Linked DNA regions of Homo sapiens: region 2 is linked to region 1. A link is a contact called in ENCODE Hi-C or POLR2A ChIA-PET data. All regions are on one chromosome and are shown on one strand. Each heading gives the region's core, a stretch centred on a gene start or an enhancer-like site at or near the end of the contact. The rest is flanking DNA. Distances are from core to core; before and after follow the strand shown.

Region 1 (6,537 bases), core at 1,706-4,205:
ATTTTTAATTTTAAAATATCTTATTTTTGCTATATATTATTATATTATTATATCTTATCTAATATTGTCTTTTCTAAAAAGTATTTGCATTTTTTTCATGAATGTTTTTATTCTGGCAGAATATAATGATCATGAATTAAAATTGTATTACACATTTCCTGATTTTATTTCTTTGGAAGGTTGCTATAGATTTATCATTTTGTATTGTGAAGCCCCTCTCTCCTACAGATGTTTTCAATTGTTTTCCATATATGATGGGAAATTACTTTTTCCTGGTGTTTCGGCCAGTTAATCAAGTAGTTGGGACATTAACACGAATGCCTTCTGCAATCCTATTTGTGATACCTAGGAGACTTGGAAACAGATTCCCTTTGGAATTATTTTTCATCAAATGTAATCCAAAGAAAAAGTGCTTTAATTCACTCTGTCAACATCCTAATAAATATTTTCTCTAGGATACCATAGCTCACTAATAGTTAACATGTCTCTCATTAAGTTAGGAAAATCTTGGAGGGATTCTAAAAAGTATGAAAAAGAACATTTAGTTGAGTGTTTTTTTAGCAATATATTTGAACTCATTAAAATATTTTATTTACTGTTATGAATAATTTTTTTTAAAAACACTTGACAGAAAATATTGTAAATTGTACCATGAGAATTTTCATTTTTTTTTTGTGCTTTCTAAACACAAAAATCAAAGATAGATATTTTGGAAATTTAAGTAGAGAAGTATAACTTTAAGTTTTTATAAAACATTTTAAAAATTATAAATATAGGCTTTTCTTTCAAGTGATAAATATCCAAAATATTTACTTCTTGGACCTCAGAATTTGAATGTAGATATACAGATGACTGGTTTCTAGATTAAGTTTTATAGTGTTCCTCTGAATTAGACAGTATGGTTTATATTTCTTGTTTTGTAAACATTTGTGTTCCTGTTTTCTGTGGTGAGAGATGGAGGCAGGATTCTAGTCTCAAGTGTTCTAGTTACAAGTCCTGTACTTTTTTTGTGGTAGGATCACTTAAGTTTTTGGATTTTTTTTTTCTTTTTTTTTTAGGCATAAGGACTCACTCTGTTGCCCAGGCTGGAATGCAGTGGTATGAACATAACTCACTGCAGCCTTGAACTCCCTGGGCTCAAGTGATCCCCCTGTCTCAGTCTCCCAAGTAGCTGAGACTACAGGCGCACGCCACCATGCCTGGCTCTTTTCCAATTTCTGCATGAGAAGTTAAACTTTAGTTATGTTTTGGCCCCCCTTTTCTGGAATCCTAATAAAGGTAGTATGTCGACTGCCTTTTTAGGCAAAAGTAACCACTGATTGGTAAATCGTATTGAGACTTGAAAAACTATAAATATCTGAGGAGCAGCAGCTTACGACTATGGCATTGTTCCAAGAGACACTGGCTTCTCTGGGGCATGAGGCTTTTCAGCCATGGTAGCTCTTGCAACTTCCTGATGTGAGTCAACACGCCTGCGCTGTCTGCTAGAGACCCCAAGAGAATGGCTCCTGCACAGCTGTGAGGACTGCTGGGTGCACACTCCTCTGGAAAACAAGGCATGATACAGCCTTGCTGGCAAGTGGGGTCTCCTGCCTTACACCCTGCACTGTCAATCCAATGCCAGGCAGTCTGTGGGGGCCTTGACAGTCTGCATGTTAGTTAGACCGGAGAAGCCCCTCCACCCCCTTGGCAGGCATTTCAGAATAAAAATAAAGACATAATGCTAAAAGACTTATCATAAAAATGAACAGCCTCTCTGTGCCACTGTTCCCGTCTTTCTCCCTAAATGTCTGCTCTGATATTTACTTCCATGTTTCTAAATAATATATTTATGTTGCTCTTTCCTGATTACCAGTTACTGACATCTGTTGACTTGCCATATGGAAGATAAGAGTTGTTCCTTTTATACTGCTTCTGGTTTCTTGTTCCCATCCTTTCAATGCTGTTACATCCAAAGTCTAATTTCAGTCAATAGCCAGTGTCACAGCACATGGCAATGTGACAATTGCTCACTGCATAACCAAATGGATACTCTGAATATATTTCCTCTTCTACAGATTTTTTTTCTCCTGGGGCAATTTTTTTTTTTTCATGTTGCTTTGTTTTCTCTGTATATATTTTTGATTTTCCCCTTGCATTCTGTGTCAGGTCTGTCAAGATGCCTTTTATTTTTCAAATATTCAAAAGTATCAGACCTGAGCCCAGGGAGGAGGTGCAAACTTGTAGTTGCAGCTATTTGGGAGGCCTAGGCTGGAGTATTGTTTGAGCCTAGGAGTCTGAGGTCAGAACTGGGCAACATAGCAAGACCCCGTGTCAAAAAAAGAGAAAAACTAAAGGGGAATGAAAGAACTTTTAGAACGATATCAGACCAATTATTAGTTTCTTTTTTTCTCATGGAGATGTACTTACTAGACCTCTCCATCCTCCTGCTCTTATCTGAACTGGTTTCTGCTTCCTTAAACTGCCATTTCTCCCGTGTTCTAGGACTTCCCTTGGGTTCTGACTGATTTCTTACTGTGTTTTCTGGATTTTGCTGGAGCACTTCCAAAAAGAGCTTTATATAAGAAAGTGTTCATGTGAAGGAGATAAAGATCTCTTTGCAAGTCTCAAAATTTCTTTTATCTTTCATGCTTGATCTTTTTGAGCATGTAGTTTTACACTGAATTGTTTTTTCAGTGTAGAAGATATGACTTTTAGTAGAATTTAATATCGCTATTCAGAAGGCATTGTTATCATAGATCATTTGTTAATAATATTCCTAGTTTTAGTCTGCTAGCAATCATCCACATCATTTGTCAATCCTTTGATTAAACTCTGCAGTTTGGAGATAACTCCTCATTGTTCTCTTGGCATTTTGTACAGATGACTCATCTAAGAGGAGGAGGTTGTATATGTATATATACACACACAGAACAGAAGTCTTCATTGTGGACAATCTTTTCAAGGATGTTTGTAGAGCAAGATAGGTATAAGATCTCCTCTGACAGCAGCAAGCAAAGATACTCCCTGTCTGTCTAAAAGATTCAGGTTCCCTAAGCCTAGGGTTCTTCTGTGTGTGCCAGTGTCCCTGGATCCTCTTCACATCACCTTGTGAGAATCTTAGCTGAGGAACCACTACATAAAAGGAAGATACTCTGGCTAGCGGTGTGGCTATGAGTTGTGAATAGTTCTTTGTCTGTGACCCAGGAATCTTCTGCCTTCTGCCAGCATTGATGAAGGTGTAGCTTTCAGGTATTGTAAAAATCCTAGACCCCTCCTACTTTTTTTACATCTACTTTCTCTCTGAAAATGTCTTCAACCACCACCCCACAAAGTTTTCTTCTTCTTGCCATGTACTTGATTGTATATAGCATTTATTTATCTTTTTTTTGGTTTCTTTACTCATCCTAAAGACATTCTACATTGAAAATATTTTGTATATAGCAAAGCACAGTAAATATCAGGTGTCAGCAAGTTTCTAAATTATAAATAATATGTTTTTTATTTGATCGAGTGGGTAATATGTTTCATATTAAATTGTTTTGCAAGGCACAGTGTATGAATAGATGAATACATGTATATACTCTTAAAATGTCGTATATTTGTACATAATTGCCCTAAAAGATTTATCGAGGTTTGTTTTCTGTATTATGTGTTATCTATTTCTGTCTTCAATAATGTTTATAAAATAACCATTTGTTGGGTAAGTACTATGTGTCAGGCACCATGTAATGCTTGTGATATGGAGGATTTTCGTACTGATTCTTTCAGTACTAAGAGGAAGAGTTTTTAAAGTGTGTGTGTGTGTGTGTGTGTGTGTGTGTGTGTGTGTTTGTGTTTGTGATGGGGTCTCACTCTGTCACCCAGGCTGGAGTGCAGTGGCATGCATGGTCATAGCTTACTGCAGCCTTGAACTCCTGGGCTCAAGCTTCTTGCTTCAGCCTTCCCAGTAGTTGGGACTACAGGCACGCACTATCTCACCTGGTTTTTTGTAGAGACTGAGTCTTGCTACGTTGCCCAGGCTGGTCTTGAACTCCTGGTGTTAAGCCATTCTCTGCCTCAGCCTTCTAAAGTGCTGTGGTTACAGGTGTGAGCCACTAAGCCCAGCCAAGGAAGATGTTTTTATTGTTCACGTTTTATAGAAGAAGGGATAGAAACATGGAAAGGTACATAACTTGCATAAGGTTATAAAATTGGCAAATGATAGAATTGCTATTCACGCCCAGGTCTGTTTAAATCTTGAACCCAAGCTCTTAATGTCTGTACTCTGCTATGAAATGGAGAGTAGGGAAAGGAAAAAGAAAAAAAAAACAAATGGCTGTATTGTCTCATATCTGAAAGTTCTTTGGCACAGTTTAGTTTAAATTGATACTATATAGTTCTATTTTTTTCTTACTTTAAGAAAAAAATAGAGGCGGGATCTCACCATGTTGCCCACACTGGTCTTGAAATCCTGGGTTCAAGTGGTCCTCCCACCTCAGCCTCTGAAAATGCTGGGATTACAGGCGTAAGCCACCTCACCCGGCCAGTACTGTATAGTTCTTAAATATTGATTTGACATACATAATAACAGCTTTGTTTACTGTAGTTATAATGGAATTCAGTGTATAGTTCTTGCTAAAAGTAACTACATTCAGTCACAGCTTGAAAGAAAAAGTACCAGACAACAGAATAAAACCATACAGGAGCTGATAATTTACACATCCAAATATTGGGAAAATCTAAGTTGAGGTTCCACAGCAACTGCAGCTCAGCCTCAGGGCAGTGAATGTTGCCATCCAAACTGGACACTGTATGTAGCTTCATGAAATAATATTCTCCATGCTCTTTGGTGCCTGATAATGGCCACTGTGGGAACAATGTGTGAATTATCAGTGACTGTTTTATCACTGTAGTTTGGGGCATTTCATTTATGTGGCTGTTTCACAGTGCAACATAGGTGTTTCAAGTGGTGATACATCTTGGTGGCATTTCAGTAGTCCTTAAATTATTAATGAATCCTGAAAAAAAGATCTGTAATGTGTAAGATTATTTTTGTGTCCTACATCTGGTTTATAAACAAATCACATTTGCTCTCCTTCCTGCACCCACTCCCATTGGAAAAGCATGATTTTGGGAGTTCGTGTTTACATTCCAAGTGCAGTTCTCAGGCACGTTCAAGATGTTGGTTAACCTTTGAAATGTATTATGTGCTGGTGCTTAAAGGAGATAGATGACTAAGAAGTACATATTAGAGCCTCTCAAGACACAGCATCATCAATCAAATAGCCTGGCTTCATGCAGAGCTCCACCATCCACAAAGCACAGAGCACAGCTACGACTCACAGAAAAGTTTGGTGCCCTTAGTTTCTACTTCTCATAGATTCGCAAAGGAAATGTCAGTTGGGCCTTACTGCCTGCTTTGCCGTCTCTTACTATCTCTTCAATGATTTAATATATTGTTTGACATTGTATCTTGAACCTATAACTCTTGCTTATCTGTTGTTCCTATTGATGGCATACACGTTTCTACTGTGAGTCTCTGGAATAACATGATTGAAAATATAAAATTTTTCTCCAGTGTTGGACTTCCTGTCCTAATATAGATGGCTTGGTAAATTCCCAATGTGTGCACCTATGAATTATGTTGAAAAAAGTTCACAATAAAATCACCATTGTCAAATTTATGTAATAGAAAAGATCAACCTAACAAATTATATGTATACATAAATTATACATATAAACCTCTAAGAAACAGATTAAATACATTTTACTTAGTTGCATTTGGGGAACATATTACCACAGAGATTCCTAGGCATGATTTTACTTTAATTAGCAAAACATTTACAGAGCTTCTAGTAGGTGCCAAAGACTATGCCTCCATCATTGTGTTTGGAGAATCTGAGGATCTCTTAACTGTTCTAATCTGGCTAATAAGTCCATTGATCTCAGTCAGGTATCTTTATCGTTATTCAAATGATTTTGAAAAGCCAACTTTTAACTATTAATAATAGTGAACTCTTTAATGAAAAGACAGTGGCCGAGATTATAAATGAAGGTAGATTCTTGGGTGGCTTTTCATTTATTTTTGTGAACTACCACGTTTATTCCACATGCACCTTTTTGAATACTGATTATCCCATTTGAACACCTATCTAATCATTGGTTTGTAAGCTGAGAATAGTATAACTTCACTAAACTGACATGTGTAAACACCAGCAAACTTATTGAATTTCTGCAACACATTGGAGCAATTTGTACAAAATATTGCCTTTGTCAAAGGAAGCATAGGAGGATGGGGGCTGAGTACTTTGTTACTTTAGCTTGTCCTTTTGTTTGGTCCTTCATGCACAGAAGTAAACAAAAGTGGTCCATTATGGCTAAGACCTTAATACCTTTACAGATACCTCTAAATAATCAGTCGATTGGCTTAGGGTAACTTTATGTGAAATTTTACGGGATGAAGCCTGTAAAATCTGGAACTATACCACTGCCTGTTCCTTTTGACAAGCTGTGTTAGCAGGAATCAAGAACTGAGAAACATGACTTTGAAGCTTTTGGTAATGGTTATGGTTTATA
Region 2 (6,537 bases), core at 2,717-5,216, 110 kb before region 1:
TGCATGATATTTTGCTGGAAATGGCTTTATTAAAGATTGATCTCATTTAGCTCCCTTTCTTATGTTGGATAATACACTGTGATAATCTACAAAAGCATGTTAGTGTTTGGTTAGTTTTTCTTTTATGTAAGTGCCACAGGTTATCACGTGTGCTTTATGGGAGACAAGTGTAAATGAAATCTTAAAAAAAAATAAGAGATAGAAAAAGGGGAATTCAGAAACTCAAATACTTGATCTAATTTATAATTTTTTTGGACATCCTTGAGTGAAAGGGCAGAAGAATTTAAATGTATTGGTAGGTATGATCCTAATTATAGAAATCTATAATTTATAAACTATGGAGACGAAAAGTGATTTTTGAATTAGTGATAGTTTAGAATTATACATCATGGAACAGCCTGACTTCAAACTTAAAAAATGCATGTATCTCCAACTCCTTTAGTTTTATTGTTAAGTTTTTGAAATTTATTTCATTATGCTCTAGTTCTCCCATATCTGTTGAATTTTCTTTCTATTCTCTTCTGTTACATTCTTCTTTATAGGCACATCTGCCCATGACATCTCCCTGTCATCTCTCAAACACGCACTTTCTGTGTTGTGCTTCTTGTTGACTAAGCCGCTGGATCTGGCTTGACTCATGGAGGCTGCTCATGTTTCTTAGATGAAGAGAGGGTCATGGAGGCATCTTCAAGTTTATTCTTGTTTCTAGTATTCTCCAACATGTTTTGTACTTTATCCAGGGCCAAAATATGATGCCTTTTTAAAAGAATTATAAGTCTTTATTTCATAGGAAAACAATTGCATATATTGACATTGAGTGTCCAATGACACCCATCATAATTGACTTTCCCTGGATATGTCTAGCTTATACATGAAGAAAGCAATGGAAAGTGAGAGATTGCTCACAGGGTGTCACATTAAAATGGCTTCTCAGGGTGTGTGGAGTTTGAACCTAGAGGTCTTTGAGATTTCACTTAGACTTGGCTTAAATCAGCTTTCATTTTCCTGTATGAGGGTAGAATCTGCAAGTTCTTTGATCCTTTTAAGCCCTCTGTTTAAGACTGAGTGATGGCACCAGCAGGATGAATTGTCTGTGATGATCTTCATTACCCTCAGATATGTTCAGAAAAATTTTAAGTGGTGTCATCAAAATTGCATTAATTTGGTAAAGGCAGGTTATTACGTTTGATTAATCAAAAACGAACAGAATCCTATTCAGAGGTCTGCAGATAATCTTAGTTTGTAGCCTGCCAGTGCCCTGTGCTGTGGATATGTTAGATGCTCCAGAGCAGGAAGATTTGGAGAAAATAGGATCTTTGACTTGATTTCCCATCTCAAATTTATTCTGTATTTATTTATATGCTAGTCAGATTCATCTCTCTGAGGCTCGGCTTTGCTTCCTGTTAAGTGAAATAATAAAAACGACTTTGTGTTTCTGTGGGGCCCTCTAGAGGAGGATGTAGAGCGTCTGTGGAAGGTCTTCATTTTGTGCCATATCTATGTTGAACATGCATTTTCTAGCATGCTGTCTTCTTTCCGTGTTCTTTTTCCCATTACTATTCCTGTGTAGATCCAAGACACAGCGATTGAGCTTTGCATCTGTCTTCTTTACTCTTGAAACTATTCTCATATTTACAAAAGTAGAACGTATTTATCATCCATCACAATATAATTTAATAAAAGCTCATAGTAAACATACTTATTGTGTTCTGGAAGTTGTATACCTTATCTCTTTATTTGTCCTACATCTGGCAGAGCAGGCATAAGTGGCTGAAAACAATGCAAATTCATTACCTGGCAATTCTGCTTGGTAGAAGGCTGACATGGGTCAGAATGCCATAAAATCAGTGTGTTAACCGTGCTCCTTTCTCGAGGCTCTAGGGGAGAATCTATATCCTTGCCTTCTAAATGCTGCTCACTTTCCTTGGCTCATGACTCCCTTTGTTTGTCTTCAAGGTGGGCAGTGTAGTATTTCTCTGGCCATCATCACGTTTCTCTCTGGCCGCAGCCAGGCGTGGCTCTCCATTTTTCCAGACTTATGTAATTAGATGGGGCTCTACCTGGATAATGAAGGATAATCTTTCCATTTTAAGGTTCTTAACCTCCATCCTGTCTGCAAAGTCCCTTTTTCATAGAAGGTAACATTCACTGGTTCCAGGAGTTTGGACATGGATAACTTTGGGGAGACCATTATTCTGTCTACCCACAACCACCATCCTCTTTTCCAAATGAGGAGAGTAAGGTCTGGAGGTGTTAGAGAGGCCACTGGATTTACCAACAGCTACCCAAAAAATAAGGTCAGAGCTGGCTTTGAATGTAGCTTTTTCTGATTCTCCATTGCTGTTAGCCACTTTGCTACATGCAGTTGTGGGCTTTCAGGTCTTAATTTTACCTATTAAAGGGACTTCCCTAGATCCAAGGGTTTTATAAGCATTTCTGTGTGATGTTTCTATAAGAGGTTTTCTGTTGGGGGGTTCTGATGTTTCATAGTTAAAGTGACTTGTCCTGAGGTAGGGGAAAGTGGGTGACAATGTTTAGAGTTTATTTCTACTTGGGCTATTGTAGGTGTTATCCAAATTCTGCCTGTCTTTTCTCATGGAGACTTGATAGATGAATGGAACAGAAGAGAGATTAATAATTATTGCAAGGAAAAAAATGAACATTCAAAATGATCTACTTTGTGGACAGCAGTGAAGATTCCATCTGTTAAATTAGAATTTGAGTAACATTTCACAAATTTAAAAGACTTTTCCTTTACTTTTTGAAGGGCATGATGGAGATTTTTAATACGCAGTTTTTTGTGAAGGTTCCCCCCACCTTTTTTTTTTTTTTTTTTTGCTGTGTTACTATATGCATTCTTATAGAGTAGATTTTCTAAAATTATATATCTTTCCCAGTTTAACACAAAATTATTTCATATTGGGACCTGGCACTTAAATTTTGGTTTAAAAGAAAGCTGTGCAATTGTATGTTATTGGCATATTGCAAATCACCAACTGTGGTTCTATAATGTTTTCTAAAAATGCTGGAGATAATTATTGAAACTAATATATATGTATAAGCTCTTCCATCATGTGGCATTTAAAGACTTATTCTTTGTAATTTTCAATCTCCATTTTCAGTTTGCAGAAAGGACTCGATTCTTGAGAGAACACATCATTGTGAAAAGTTAATAACAAAACATGAATTTCATTTGCTTCCAATTAAGCACCAAAATGTCAAAACTTAATATCTTCAAAATGCATATTAAGCCACACACCTTATGAAAAGTATGATGATATTAAAATCAAGTATAGCAATCCAAAATCTTCATGCAGAGCTTGAAATGAGTATTTTAGTTTTTTGAGGCTACAAAGGTACCTTGACTTTTAGTTTTATTGCTCAAACTGAAACTAAAATTGCATGTTACTAGAAAGATGGGCTGGGTTGTCAAACTAGGGACCATGGGCCAAATTTGGCCTGTTTATTTTATAAATAAAGTTTTATTCAAATGTAGTCACAGTCATTTGTTTTTGTATTGTCTATGGGTGCTCTTTCATACTATAATTAGTGAGTAGAGTAGTTATGAAAGAGACGGTATGGGCCACAGCTCCAAAAATATTTACTGTCTTATTCTTTTCGAGAAAGTTTGCCCATTGACCCCTAATCTAGTGGAATGTCTGTGTCTCTAATACAGGCAGACACTTGCAAGTCACTGTCAGATAAACTGATTTTACTATATATGGATGTTTTGGTGTATACGTATGCATACCTTTCCCTTTTTTTTGTAACTATTAAGGACTTCTTTTCTGATTTATGTTGTTCATTATAAGGTTGAGTGGCCCAATTATTCATCCTACTGTGATTTCTTCATACCAATTACCGTGGTATGGTATGAACCCTGGTACTGGTTCTTCCAGATTGTTTAATCAGCTGATTCTATCTATACGTCAGCAGGTTTCTGAGCTTCCTGTCTCTTTGTGACTGTACAATGGTTTTCTTTGTTGTGTCGATGATAAATGGATTGATGATATATAAATGTTCATGGAAATAGCATTTGTTCCAAACGACAAAGCCATTTATAAAATGAGGACTGTAATTATGAGTCCTACTCATATTCTGTACATTCGCGTTTCTGTTTTTGACCTGAGACAAGTGTTGGCCTTGAAAAAGCTTGGATTGGAGGCAGGAGAGGGGTTTATTTTGGTTCCAGTCATGGTTCTTTTCTTGGAAGGCTAAGCTGAGTTGCTAGGTGTGGGATTGAAGGGTGAAGCTCCAAGGTGGCAGCCAGTGTGGATCCTTAGAAGTTTTTTACTCTTTGGGATTTATTTTCTATTTTTATGTTATGTTATGTTATGTTATGTTATGTTATGTTATGTTATGTTATGTTATGTTATGTTATTTATTTTGAGATGGAGTCTCGCTCTGTTTCCCAGGCTGGAGTGCAGTGGCAGGATCTTGGCTCACTGCACCCTCCGCCTTCTGGGTTCAAGCAGTTCTCCTGCCTCAGTCTCCCGAGTAGCTGGGATTACAGAAGCGTGCCACCACACCTGGCTAATTTTTTATGTTTTTGGTAGAGATGGGTTTCATCATGTTGGCCAGGCTGGTCTTGAACTCCTGAACTCAAATGATCCGCCCGCCTAGGCCTCCCAAAGTGCTGGGATTACAGGCGTGAGCCACCGCGCCTGGCCTACGCTTTGGGATTTATAAGAAGTATATTAGCATTTTAAGAACTGTATTAGTTATAAGAAGACATAGAGTACTTTTTTATTTTTATAGCTTTTTAAAAATATTATAACATTTAAAATTTTTAATTTGAAATAATTTTATACTTCAGAAAACTTGGAATAATAGTTACAGAGTATTTCCATATACACTTCATCTATCCCTAATGTTAACATTTTACATAATCATAGAACAATTATCAAAAGAAAGAAACTCACACTGAGTCAGTACTGTCAACTAATCAGATCTCATTAGAATTCTGCCTATTTTTTCACTAATGCCCTTTTTCTATCCTCCCACTCCATGTAGTTCTCATTCTTCCTCAGACTCCTCCAATTTGCACAATTTCCTCGTTCTCCTTGTTCTTTCTTTTACTTTCATGACCCTTGATACTTTTGGAGAGCCTTATTTATGTTTCAGAATATCCCTCAATTTGGGTTTGTCTGATGTTTCCTCACGATTAGATGGACGTTATACATTTTTGGCAAGAATACCACAAAAGTAATGTTATATACTTCCCAGTGCATTTTATCAGATGGTACTTGATATTGCTGCATCTTACTATGAATGACGTTAACCTGGGTACAGCAGTGGCTGCCAAGTTTCTCCACTTCAACAATATTACTGTTTTGCTTTTTAGTCAAAATGACTCTTCTGGGGAGACATTTTGAGCTATGCAAATATCCTGTTATTATCATATTCACACCCATTAATGTTAGTATCCATTAGTAGATTTTACCTGAACGATTTTTATGGTGGAGGTTGCCTAATGATGATTTCTGTTGCCATCATTCCTTCTATTTATTATTTGGAATGCTACAGCAGGGAACAGCTGTTTATTCTCTACCATTTATTTGTTCAATTATTTATATCATTATGGACTCATGGATTTTAGTTTATTCTTTGGATAATGATCCAATGCCAGTATGATTTCTTTAGTTTGTAAGTTGTCTCCGCTTTGTCCATTGGGAGCCCCTTCAGGTTGACACCTGCTTCCATTTGATGTGCCTTCATCATTTTTGAGTACCCCTTTTTGACATCACAAGGCATTCCAGGCTTACCATGTGTTTCCCTGACCACAGCCCTGAAATCAACCATTTTTCAAGGAGCCCTTGTTCATTAACTGGAGAATGGTATTAGAAACCACGATCTGGGTACTAGGCATGCTCAGTGGCACTGGGGATGCCATTGTTTCTAGGATCTCTGTGTGGACAGAGCTGGGAACTCTTTATACTCACACATTCATTAACATTTATTGATATACTTACCCATTTGTCGGTGTATTTACTTAACTATGTACTTATAAAAACTGTGAGTTTGGCCGGGAGCAGTGGCTCACGCCTGTAATCCCAGCACTTTGGGAGGCTGAGGCGGGCAGAACAGTTGAGGTCAGAAGTTTGAGACTGGCCTGGCCAATATGATGAAACCCTGTCTCTACCAAAAATACAAAAATTATCTGGGTGTGGTGGCATACGCCTGTAATCCCCGCTACTTGGGAGGCTGAGGCAGGAGAATCACTTGAACCCAGGAAGTGGAGGTTGCAGTGAGCCGAAATCGTGCCATTGCATTCCAGCCTGGGCGTCTCAGTGAGTCTCCATCTCAAAACAAAACAAAACAAACAAACAAACAAAAACTGAGCTCATACTGATGTCCTGGATTCCATTCTGAGCACCAGTTTATTCTAGCTTTTTCTTCTCTGTAACTTCTGTTTCTGACTGTGAAAACATCTGCTTTTATTATCAAACATATTTGCACTCTTTTGTTCATTCTTGGTGTGTGTGTGTTTGTGTGTGTGTGGGGGGCGTGTAGTAGAGTAAGAATTGCTAAAGAGAA

What was found. A loop is a pair of places that touch in the nucleus more often than their neighbours do. ChIA-PET counts read pairs that join two places held with the same protein, here RNA polymerase II (POLR2A). Pooled maps may share reads with other maps.
Region 2: a loop to region 1 is called in a map of endothelial cell of umbilical vein, with 7 times the contacts of the local background. The contact joins two enhancer-like sites. A Hi-C loop is called at or near these places in 3 of 168 maps with a recorded cell type or tissue (Calu3, GM12878 and endothelial cell of umbilical vein) and 1 of 50 pooled maps. POLR2A ChIA-PET finds 5 or more read pairs at or near these places in 4 of 52 experiments (A549, AG04450, H1 and 1 more).

The regions. Positions count from the first base shown.
Region 1 is chr10:34,402,354-34,408,890 of GRCh38, reverse strand. The region is part of intron 5 of PARD3 (par-3 family cell polarity regulator); the gene reads left to right. Among named protein-coding and RNA genes, the nearest start is that of PARD3, 410 kb to the left of the region's middle. Within about 2 kb of position 2,955, at least 3 of the 41 ENCODE cell types and tissues checked have a DNase peak (open chromatin) inside an H3K27ac peak, as active enhancers do.
Region 2 is chr10:34,517,665-34,524,201 of GRCh38, reverse strand. The region is part of intron 2 of PARD3 (par-3 family cell polarity regulator); the gene reads left to right. Among named protein-coding and RNA genes, the nearest start is that of PARD3, 290 kb to the left of the region's middle. Within about 2 kb of position 3,966, at least 4 of the 41 ENCODE cell types and tissues checked have a DNase peak (open chromatin) inside an H3K27ac peak, as active enhancers do.